2 separate regions of the Homo sapiens genome follow, and region 2 is linked to region 1. A link is a contact called in ENCODE Hi-C or POLR2A ChIA-PET data. All regions are on one chromosome and are shown on one strand. Each heading gives the region's core, a stretch centred on a gene start or an enhancer-like site at or near the end of the contact. The rest is flanking DNA. Distances are from core to core; before and after follow the strand shown. Region 1 overlaps LOC105372631 (a long non-coding RNA gene). Region 2 overlaps LOC107987282 (a long non-coding RNA gene).

Region 1 (5,061 bases), core at 1,467-3,966:
ATCTTGGCTCACTGCAACCTCTGCCTCCTGGGTTCAAGTGATTCTCTCACCTCAGCCTCCCGAGTAGCTGGGATGACAGGCACGCACCACCATGCCTGGCTAATTTTTGTATTTTTAGTAGAGGCGGGGTTTCACCACGTTAACCAGGCTGGTCTCAAACTCCTGACCTCAAGTGATTTACCCACCTCAGCCAACCAAAGTGCTGACATTATAGGTGTGAGCCACCGCACCTGGCCCAGGCTATTGGTACTTACTATCCCCAACTTTTATTCTATGCTAGTAATTTGATTTGTAGCTCTGACTTGTTTCTTCCTTGAGATTTTCAATTTATTTGCAGTTTTTTTAGTGGTGTTACCTAGATCTTCAATTTATTTCTTTAACACTCATTTTTAAGGGTCTTTTAAATTTTTATTTATTTTAAAATATTTATTTATTTATTTATTTATTTTTAGAAATGAAATCTTGTTATGTTGTCCAGGGTGGTCTTCAACACCTAGCCTCAAGCAATCCTCCCACCTTGGCCTCCCAAAGCACTGGGATTACAGGTGTGAACACTGAACCACTGAACCCAGCCTAATGTCTTATTTTATTAAAGTTTTTGTTTTTTAAGCTGAAAGCCCTCCTATAAATTTTTCCTTTTATCAGATTTTCTGCTGAATTCAGTTATCTGTGTCTGTTTCTTTTCTCCAGCGTCCTTTCCTTTTTAATTTTCTTCTTTTTTTCCTTTCTTCCCTCCCTCCCTGCTTTATTTTCTTTCTTCCTTATAACTGTATGTAGTATGGTGCATAGCTACTCTGTCATTTCCCTTCATCTTCGTCAGGCTCAGTTTGGGCAACTCTGCCCTGTCCTTTCGCTTATTCTAATTGGTGTCAGTATATTCTCTTTGGTTTCCTTCTCACCATATCTGAGATCTATTGTTATTTCCATCCCTACCCCCCAAATTGCAGTCTGAAGTTTGCCTCTATACACTTCTGTGGAGCCTAAAGTCATGGGGTTGAGGGAAGAAAGGAATGCTATTGGAGATGTCTCTTGACTATGATGGGCAGCCTGGGCTCTGCTCTCTGGAGATTTTCTTAAATTCCTGGAACCACAGTTGGCTTCCTCTAGTGACGTGTTATTCCATTTTTGAGAAAGTTTCCCTGGAGCTTTGGATCAGCCAACCAATTAGAAATTTGAGCCTTGGGGAATGGCAAACCTTGGTGGGCTTTTTATCTCTGTGGAGACCCCAAGAGCTTGGGTGGGACTTGAATTTTCTGGGGATGCATCTTGACTTTTTGCATGCAGTTCTCTAACACTCCTCCCCAAAACTCATATTAAAATTTAATCCCTAATGTGGCAGTACTGAGAGGTGGGGTCTTTAAGAGGTGATTGGGTCATGAATGGATTAATCCATTCACAGATAAATGGATTAATGGATTATCATAGGAGTGGGACTGGTGACTTTATAAGAGGAAAACACATAGTTTAGCATGCTCAGCCCCCTCACCATGTGATGTCCTGAACTGCCTCAGGACTCTGCAGAGGGTCCCCACAACAAGAAGGCTTTCACCAGGTGCATCCCCTTGACCTTGGGCTTCCCAGCCTACAGAACTGTAAGAAATAAATTTGGTTTTTAATAAATTACCCAGTTTCAGGTATTCTGTTAAGACACAGGACAAGAAGGCTACTCAGTTGCAAGCAAGAGCCATTTCTTATGGAAAAGGAAGTGTGAGTCAGAGTGGAGCCAAGAACCTCTGGCAACAGGTGCACAATTCAATTTCAGAATTGCCGGGGCTCAGTGATTGCTCTGAACTTCCCCTTTTAAAACGGTAGTGAACATAGTGGTTTCCTGTGCCAATCTCGCCATTGCAGGTTGGGTGCATGTGAGGCAGAAAACATGTCTCTTTAGTTCACAGGTTTTCAGATGGAGAGAAACTCTACCCACGGAACAGAACCCAAGACGCCTCTTTGCAGCTGGACTTGATGTAGATAAGCTCCAGAAATTGGAGCTGAGTTTGATGTCAAAATAGGATGAGGTGTTTGTTTGTTTGTTTGTTTGTTTGTTTGGTTTTAAGACAAACTCACTCTGTCACCCAGGCTGGAGTGTAGTGGTGTGATCACGGCTCACTGCAGTTTTGACTTTCCAGGCTCAAGCAATCCTCCCACCTCAGCCTTTTGAGTAGCTGGGACTACTACAGGTTTGTGGCACCGTGATTGGCTAATTTTTTATTTTTTATAGAGATAGGGTCTTGCTATGTTGCCCAGGCTGGTCTCGAACTCCTGGATACAAGTGTTCCTCCCACCTCAGTCTCCCAAAGTGCTGGGATTACAGTCATGAACCACTGCATCTGGCCAAGATTTTTTTTTTTTTTTTTTTTTTTTTTTTTTTTAGTGGGAAGTAGGGCAGTGGGGGTAGGTGGGGACGGGTCTTGGAGGAAGTTATATTTTACATATAGGAAAATTTTAACTAATCTGTCTCAGTTTAAAAACATGTCTGCAATTTTTCTGGCACTTGTCCCATTGAGAATTGGGGTCAATCCCCTTTTTGAATCTGGGCTGACCTTGCCGACTCCATCATGATCAGTAGAATGCAGTGGAAGAGATACTGTGTGATTTCTGAGGCTAGGTCAAAAAAGGCTGTCCTTCCATCTTGCACTCTTGGGATGCTGGCTCTGGGTGATGCTGATGTCCATGTGAAAAGTCTGACTACCCAGAGGCCACTGCTGAAAAGAACACATGCAGTGGACACCGGCCAACAGTTCCAGCTGAGTTTAGCCTTTTAGTTTAGCCTTTCTGCCAAGGCCCTAGACATGTGATTGAAGCCATCCTGGGTCCTCCAGCCCAGCCCAGCCCAGCTGGGTACCACAGAATGACCTCAGACATGGCCACAAGGAGCAAAAGAATTCCCCAACTAAGCCCCGCCTGAATTCCAGACCTACAGAATCCACGTGCATCAGAAAAGAGTTGTTGTTTTGTGCCACTAAGTATGGATCCTGGTAGGCAACTCACTGGAACAACTGGTGAGAATTTTCAGGACTTTTGTATTATTTCCTCTTTCTCCTGCACCTCTTCTGGAACAGAGCAGTTGGGGATAGGACCATGACGAAACACATCAAGATATTCTATATTTTTCTGTTGCTACTGCTTTTTGAAGTTTATGGAATGAGGTTCTACTGTTTCCCATGGTGGTTTACTGCTGCTGATTTTTTTTTTTTTACCTGTTTTTTTTTTTTCTCCTATCCAATTCAATAGAAACCAGAGAATGAACATTCTATTGTGAAACTATCCTGCCATCTGCACTTTACTCAGTGATATGGTTTGGATTTGTGTTGCCACCCAAATCTCATGTCAAATTGTAATCCCCAATATTGGAGGTGGGGCCTGGTGGGAGCTGGTTGGATCATGGGGGTGGATTTCCCCCTTTCTGTTCTCCTGATAGTGAGATCTCATGATACTTGGTTGTTTAAAAGTGTGTGGCACCTCCCCCCTCTCTCTTTCGCCCACTCCTGCCATGTAAGACATGTCTGCTTCCCCTTTGCCTTCCACCATGATTGAAAGTTTCTTGAGGCCTCCCCAGCTATGCTACCTGTACAGCTGGCAGAACCGTGAGCCAATTAAACCTCTTCTTTATAAATTACCCAGTCTCGGGTAGTTGTTTTTTTTTTGAGACGGAGTTTTGCTGTTGTTGCCCAGGCTGGAGTGCAATGGCGCGATCTCAGCTCACCGCAACCTCCGCCTCCCGGGTTCAAGCGATTCTCCTGCCTCACCCTCCCAAGTAGCTGGGATTACAGGCATGCACCACCACCCTGGCTAGTTTTGTATTTTTTTTTTTAGTAGAGACAGGGTTTCTCCATGTTGGTCAGGCTGATCTTGAACTCCCGACCTCAGGTGATCCGCCCGCCCCGGTCTCCCAAAGTGCTGGGATTACAGGCATGAGCCACTGCACCCGGCCATTTTTTGTTTGTTTGTTTTGTTTTTTTGTGTTTTTTTTTGAGACACAGTTTCACTCTTGTTGCTCAGGCTGAAGTGTAATGGCGCGATCTCAGCTCACTGCAACCTCTAACTCCCGGGCTCAAGTGATTCTCTTGCTTCAGCCTCCAGAGTAGCTGGGATTACAGGCATGTGCCACCACACCCAGCTAATTTTGTATTTTTAGTAGATGTGGGGTTTTTCCATGTTGGTCAGGCTGGTCTCGAACACCCGACCTCAGGTGATCTGCCCTCCTCGGCCTCCCAAAGCGCTGAGATTACAGGCGTGAGCCACCACTCCTGGTGTCAGGTAGTTCTTTATAGCAGTGGGAGAATGGACTAATACACCCAGAAGTCTATGTTTTAAATGAAAACTTAATTTTAAATAGTACAAAAATATTTGTAAGGTTTTTTATTTTCTTAATCATAAAAAGAACATAAGAGATTAAATAGGTGATATTAAAGAAAGAAAAAGAACGCCCATGTTCTTACAACACTAATACAATACCTGTGAACATTTTGTTTCTCTTTCCCCTACATAGCATTATTTTTTGTCTGTTGATTGAATTCCCTCCCCTCCCAAAGTTTTTTTTTTTTTTTTTGTATTAAGCCAAACCACAAATAAGTATCATTTATGTTAGATGCCGTGCTAGGTGCTGCTGATACAACTGAGAATATGTCAGATACAGCCCCAGCCCTTTTTGATTTAGAGTCTAGCTGGTGAGGTCATTTACCAAATAATGATGCATAATCATTCCATAAATACAAATGATGGTGTTATGAAGATAAAAAGAGGGTGCTCAGAAAGAACTAAGGGGGTACAATTTATTTTATTTTAGAAATTCTTTTAGATTCAGAAAGTACGTGTGCAGGTTTGTTGCACGGGTGTATTGCATGATGCTGAGGTTTGGGCTTCCAACGATCCCGTCGCCCAAGCAGTGAATATAGTACCCAACAGGTAGTTTTTCAACTTTTGCTCTCCTCCATCCCCCCTTCTGGAATCCTTAGTGTTTATTGCTCACATCTTTGTGTCCTTGTGGGGATGCAATTTAGATTGAGGCTCAGGGACAGCTTCTGTGAGAAAGTGACCTTTAGGCTGAGCAGAAGGAGGTGG
Region 2 (4,962 bases), core at 1,311-3,810, 74 kb after region 1:
AATCACAGGATGTTATTTTCAAAGGGTGTCTGTGCTTGTGTTTAACCTTGTGCTATTTTATAATAATGAACCATTGGAAACCAAGTAAACTAAGTAAATTACAATGCTTGGTAGGTCAGAATATTATGTAGCCATTAACAATGACACCAGAGAATATTCACCCACCTGGGAAAAAGTTTATAATATAATGCTAAGTAAAAGTCTTGGTAGAAAAAAAAAAACGCTGGTAGAAAATAGTGAAAATAGTACACACTCTCTCTCCCTCCTTCTCTCTCTCTCTCTATATATATATATACACACACACTATATAGAGAGAGTATATACTTATTGTATATGAGTACTATTTTTACTATTTTCATATATATAAACATTTATAATAGCATATATAAATTTATACAAAAATATATAGCATTATATACTATATATAAAGTATATATACTTTATATGCATATATAAAGTAATTAAAAGCCTATGGAGAGGATATTACTTTGAGATGCTAATTGGAGCTTTATACCTGTAGATCTACTTCTCTTTGGTCTTTCTCTCACTTCTGGCACCTGGACATTCTACCTCATGCCTGGGGAGGAGACAGGACAGCATTATACAGCTCGCAGAATATTTAAATTCTTGGCTTGTAGAGTTCAAAAGAGAAGGTTCAGATCTAAGACAAAGGGCTTATTTGGAGATAACTGAGCAATTAAGGGTATCAGGGATCTTAGAGATCATTAGACCATCGGAGCTAGAACCTTAATTTTGGGAAGAAAGTGTTTTAATTACATCAGAGTGAATGCAGATCACGAGATGAAAGAATATATGAAAAACCAGAATCAGGTTTTAACAACCCCTTGCTTCCTTTCTGCTCCCCGCCATGTATAAAATTCTCCCCATTGGAGGTTTAAAGAAGAGAGTTAGAAGGGAACCAGAGGAAATGAATGGTGGTTTGGGATCCTGAGAAGGGGGTTCTTAGGCCAATAGGGTACCAGGTATATTTGGGAATCAAGAGAAATGACCACAGCCAGGGTATACTTCCACAACTAGGAAGTATGAATTGAGGAACCACTAGTTAGAACTGAGAACCCTTGCAGGGTAGATCAGAAATTGGAACATGGGAGGTCTATGTATAGGGTTTTTAGAGGGTCCCTTTGAGTTTCCTATAGTCCTAGGTGGTACAGAGCAGTGAGGTATTTCTTGAGCTCTAAGGAGCAGCAGTGAGGTATTTCTTGAGTTCTATGGGGCATATAAGTCACTGAGTGAGCTCTCATCAAATGAGGAGGATGCAACAGTTACCTGCCAGAAAAATATCTGGCAGGAATAAAACAGTGTGTATATATGATAGTGACCAAGAATCAAGCACACTTCCCATTGGATGCCTTGGAATTAAGCCAATGCACTGGAATGTAGAGGCAACCCTTAGGGGTATGTGGCCGTCAAACTAATGAAATGACAGAAATTAATTTCCATTACCTGGTTAAATGGAAGATCAAAATGAAAATTCAGGCCAATTACAATTTTTTTTTTTATTTTTTTGAGACAGAGTTTCGCTCTTGTTGCCCAGGCTGGAGTGCAATGGTGCAATCTCGACTCACCTCAACCTCCGCCTCCCAGGTTCAAGCGATTCTCCTGCTTCAGCCTCCCAGGTAGCTGGGATTACAGGCATGTGCCACCACGCCCGGCTAATTTTGTATTTTTAGTAGAGACGGGGTTTCTCCATGTTGGTCAGGCTGGTCTCGAACTCCCGACCTCAGGTGATCCGCCCACCTCGGCCTCCCAAAGTACTGGGATTACAGGCATAAACCACAGTGCCCAGCTGCCAGTTACAATTTTTTAAAAGACATTTTGAGCATATCTGAGTTTGTAGTAGAGTTTCATTCTAGCTACAAATTGCACTTCACTGCCAGGTACTCAATGCTCTTTGACCTCCAGACTTTCACCATCTCCATCACAATTAGAAAAATTTTCTCAACAGTTGTTGGGTCTTTGCATCATTCCCTCCAGATCCAAAGTCCAGGGCAGGAGCAACTGACTGGCTAAGTTCATGTCACACACTCGCACTCAAGCAGCCAATCAGAAGAGAGAGGTAGTACCTGGACTCTTTTCGTTTCCATAGAGGAGAGGAACTCAGCTAAGAACCATCAGCTACCAAACTCCCAGCTGGGGTAATAGGCACTTCATTCCTGAAAGGAAATATGGGTGCTGTCCATAGCAACTGCCAGAAACCTTTGGGTAGGAACCTGAGGCAAGTTCAGTAGTCCGCCCTTATCCGTGGGGCATGTGTTCTGAGATCCTCAATGGATGCCTGAAACCACGAATAGTATTGAACCCTATACACTATGTTGTTGTCCTATACATATATAGTTATAATAAAGTTTAATTTATAAATTAGGCATAGTAAGAGATTAACAACAATAATAACAAAACAGAACAATTATAACAATACTCCAGCATCACTTATCTTGCATTTTTTGGGCATTAAGTAAAATAAAGGTTACTTGAACACAAACACTACAATACTGTGACAGCCGATCTGATAACTGAGTTGGTTTCTAAATGACTAATGGGCTGGTAGCATGTGCAGGGTGGATACACTGGACAAAGGGATGATTCACATCGTGAGCAGGATGGCACAAGATTTCACCCCAATAACAATGTGCAATTTAAAACTTATGAATTGTTTATTTCTGGAATTTTCCATTTCATATTTTTGGGCCAAGGGTAACTGAAACCACAGACAGTGAAACTGAAAATATGGGGGAACTACTGTACTCATATGAATTTTGGCTTTTGCTCTGAGTTAGATGAAAAGTCAATGAAGGATTGCTAATAGCAGAGTATCAGGACATAAAGAATCTTTCTGGCTGTTCTTTTAAGAATAAACTGTAGAGAGCAAGGACTAAAGCCCTGAGACCAGTTGGGAGGCCATTTCCGTTTTAAAAAATGGATGATAGATGGACCACTAAAGGGTGGGTGAACAGCGGATAAGTGTTGTGTGAGCGTGTGGACTAACTTGTCTATCTCCACCTGTGCTGAAGGTTTGTCTTGTCTGAAGCTGTTGAGTATTGATAGAATGATGCAATTTTAGTCATGAGACTGTAACCAGGCCCCTTGAGATTTCAGCACCCCAGCATTTTTAGTGACTAAAATAATGAAAATGTTTTGCACTTGCTTTTTGCCCAATATTCCTTGTTTCCACAACAAAATTATTTGTTGCAAACAAACAGTTGCTGATGTGCTGTTTCCTTGTTAAACGGAGAGATAACTTCAGGGTCACGAAAAGGTTTGCAAGAAGAAATGAAAGACTTTAAGGACGTTGTGACTAGCTGCTGACTCCCAGAGGTCTAGTTGTTCCAGGTGTTACCTGAGAGGGAAGAAACACAGGCTTTTCCCCTTTGTTCCCTGAAACTTCCCCTCCCCTACTCCCCAGCCACATTAAAAGCCCACTTTGTTATTGTTGTTAAGGTGGAATTGAGAGCTCTTACCCTTCTGCCTTCTTGCTTTGGTTACATTGAATAAACATTTCTCCATCTCCAAACACCCATGCATCAATGTTGGCATCAGCTGCCCATTGGGTACACAAGCCTGAATCTGGGGTTCTATGACAATTCTGGCGACCATGGAAGAACCTTGTGCCCATGGCTGGGCAGTCCCAACCAGGATCTGCGTGCACAGGGAGTCCCCAAAGCTGCCTAGGCACCTTGCCTGGGGGACACCCCTCACTGGTTCCTTTCCTGCCAGTGGTGACCACTTTTGGTGCAATGCTCGCTTGGAGTGAAGACATGTACCTGACTTTGGTGTACTTTTGGATTTGCATTTCCTGGGTGAGTCACCACGACCTTTGTGACAATTCTCACTGGATAGTGATCTGGATAGCACCCCATTTGACCCCAGTTTCATAGCACAGGAAGGACAACGGATAGGCCCAGCCTTACCTGAGTGTGGCAACTGTCTAACAGATCCAGGGCTAGGGAATGTGGCTTTAATGACCGCCTCAACTACTGACACTGTGCCCTGTGCTCCTGAAGAATATGTTTCTTTTCTCTTTCCCTTCCCTTCCTTTCCCTTCCCTTCCCTTCCCTTCCCTTCCCTTCCCTTCCCTTCCCTTCCCTCCTTCCCTTCTTCCTTTCTTCCTTTCTTGACAGAGTTTCCCTCTCTTATCCAGGCTGGAGTGCAGTGGCACTGTCTCAGTTCACTGCAACCTCCACCTCCTGGGTTCAAGCGATTCTCATGACTCAGCCTCCTGAGTAGCTGGGATTACAGGCATTCACCACCATAGCCAGCTAATTTTTGTATTTTTAGTAGAGACATGGTTTTGCTGTGTTGGCCAGGCTGGTCTTGAACTCCTGACTTCAACTGACCCACTCATCTTGGCCTCCCAAAGTGCTGGGATTACAGATGTGAGCCACCATACCTGGCCTGCTCATGAGGGATATGTTTCGATCTGCAGTCAGGAAAACCAACCCTGGGCCTGTAGGTGCATTAGGAGGGGAGATCATGGACAACGTTTATTAGGATACTCAGTGACATCTTTCTCGGTACATAATGAAAGTGTTACCAAACACCGGACAAGTTCCCTAAAACTGTTGCCCAGGCTCTCCCAAGGAATTTTGGAAGGAGATTCTGTCTGTCAGGGACAGGGTGGTCTCTGAAGTGGATTTGCCAGGATTCCTGATGACACAGGGTACTTCTTCAGATATACGTTGCTCCCATGGTGGGGAGTGGCTGTTTATCACCACGTGCTTAGAAACATGTCCATTACTTAAGGATTAGAGCTAAAGAAAGGTGCTGCTATCACAGCACAGCAAGTCTTTGGATTCTCTAGCTAAAGTTGTTTAGATAATGGGATAGCATTAGATTACCTGCTGGCTGAACAAGGCCAACTCCTCCTGTTTGTCTTATATTAACACCTTGGCTGAAGTTGAAGTTGAAATGCAGGTAGATAAAATAAGAGAGCAAACTTCATGGTGG

The links. A loop is a pair of places that touch in the nucleus more often than their neighbours do. ChIA-PET counts read pairs that join two places held with the same protein, here RNA polymerase II (POLR2A). Pooled maps may share reads with other maps.
Region 2: a pooled map shows a loop between it and region 1 (2.4-fold over the local background). The contact joins two enhancer-like sites. A Hi-C loop is called at or near these places in 1 of 50 pooled maps. POLR2A ChIA-PET finds 5 or more read pairs at or near these places in 4 of 52 experiments (H1, MCF 10A, Panc1 and 1 more).

The regions. Positions count from the first base shown.
Region 1 is chr20:45,430,720-45,435,780 of GRCh38, forward strand. The region is part of intron 2 of LOC105372631 (a long non-coding RNA gene); the gene reads left to right. Among named protein-coding and RNA genes, the nearest start is that of MIR6812, 7.7 kb to the left of the region's middle. Within about 2 kb of position 2,717, at least 13 of the 41 ENCODE cell types and tissues checked have a DNase peak (open chromatin) inside an H3K27ac peak, as active enhancers do.
Region 2 is chr20:45,504,576-45,509,537 of GRCh38, forward strand. The region is part of intron 1 of LOC107987282 (a long non-coding RNA gene); the gene reads left to right. Among named protein-coding and RNA genes, the nearest start is that of SPINT3, 8.6 kb to the right of the region's middle. Within about 2 kb of position 2,561, at least 2 of the 41 ENCODE cell types and tissues checked have a DNase peak (open chromatin) inside an H3K27ac peak, as active enhancers do.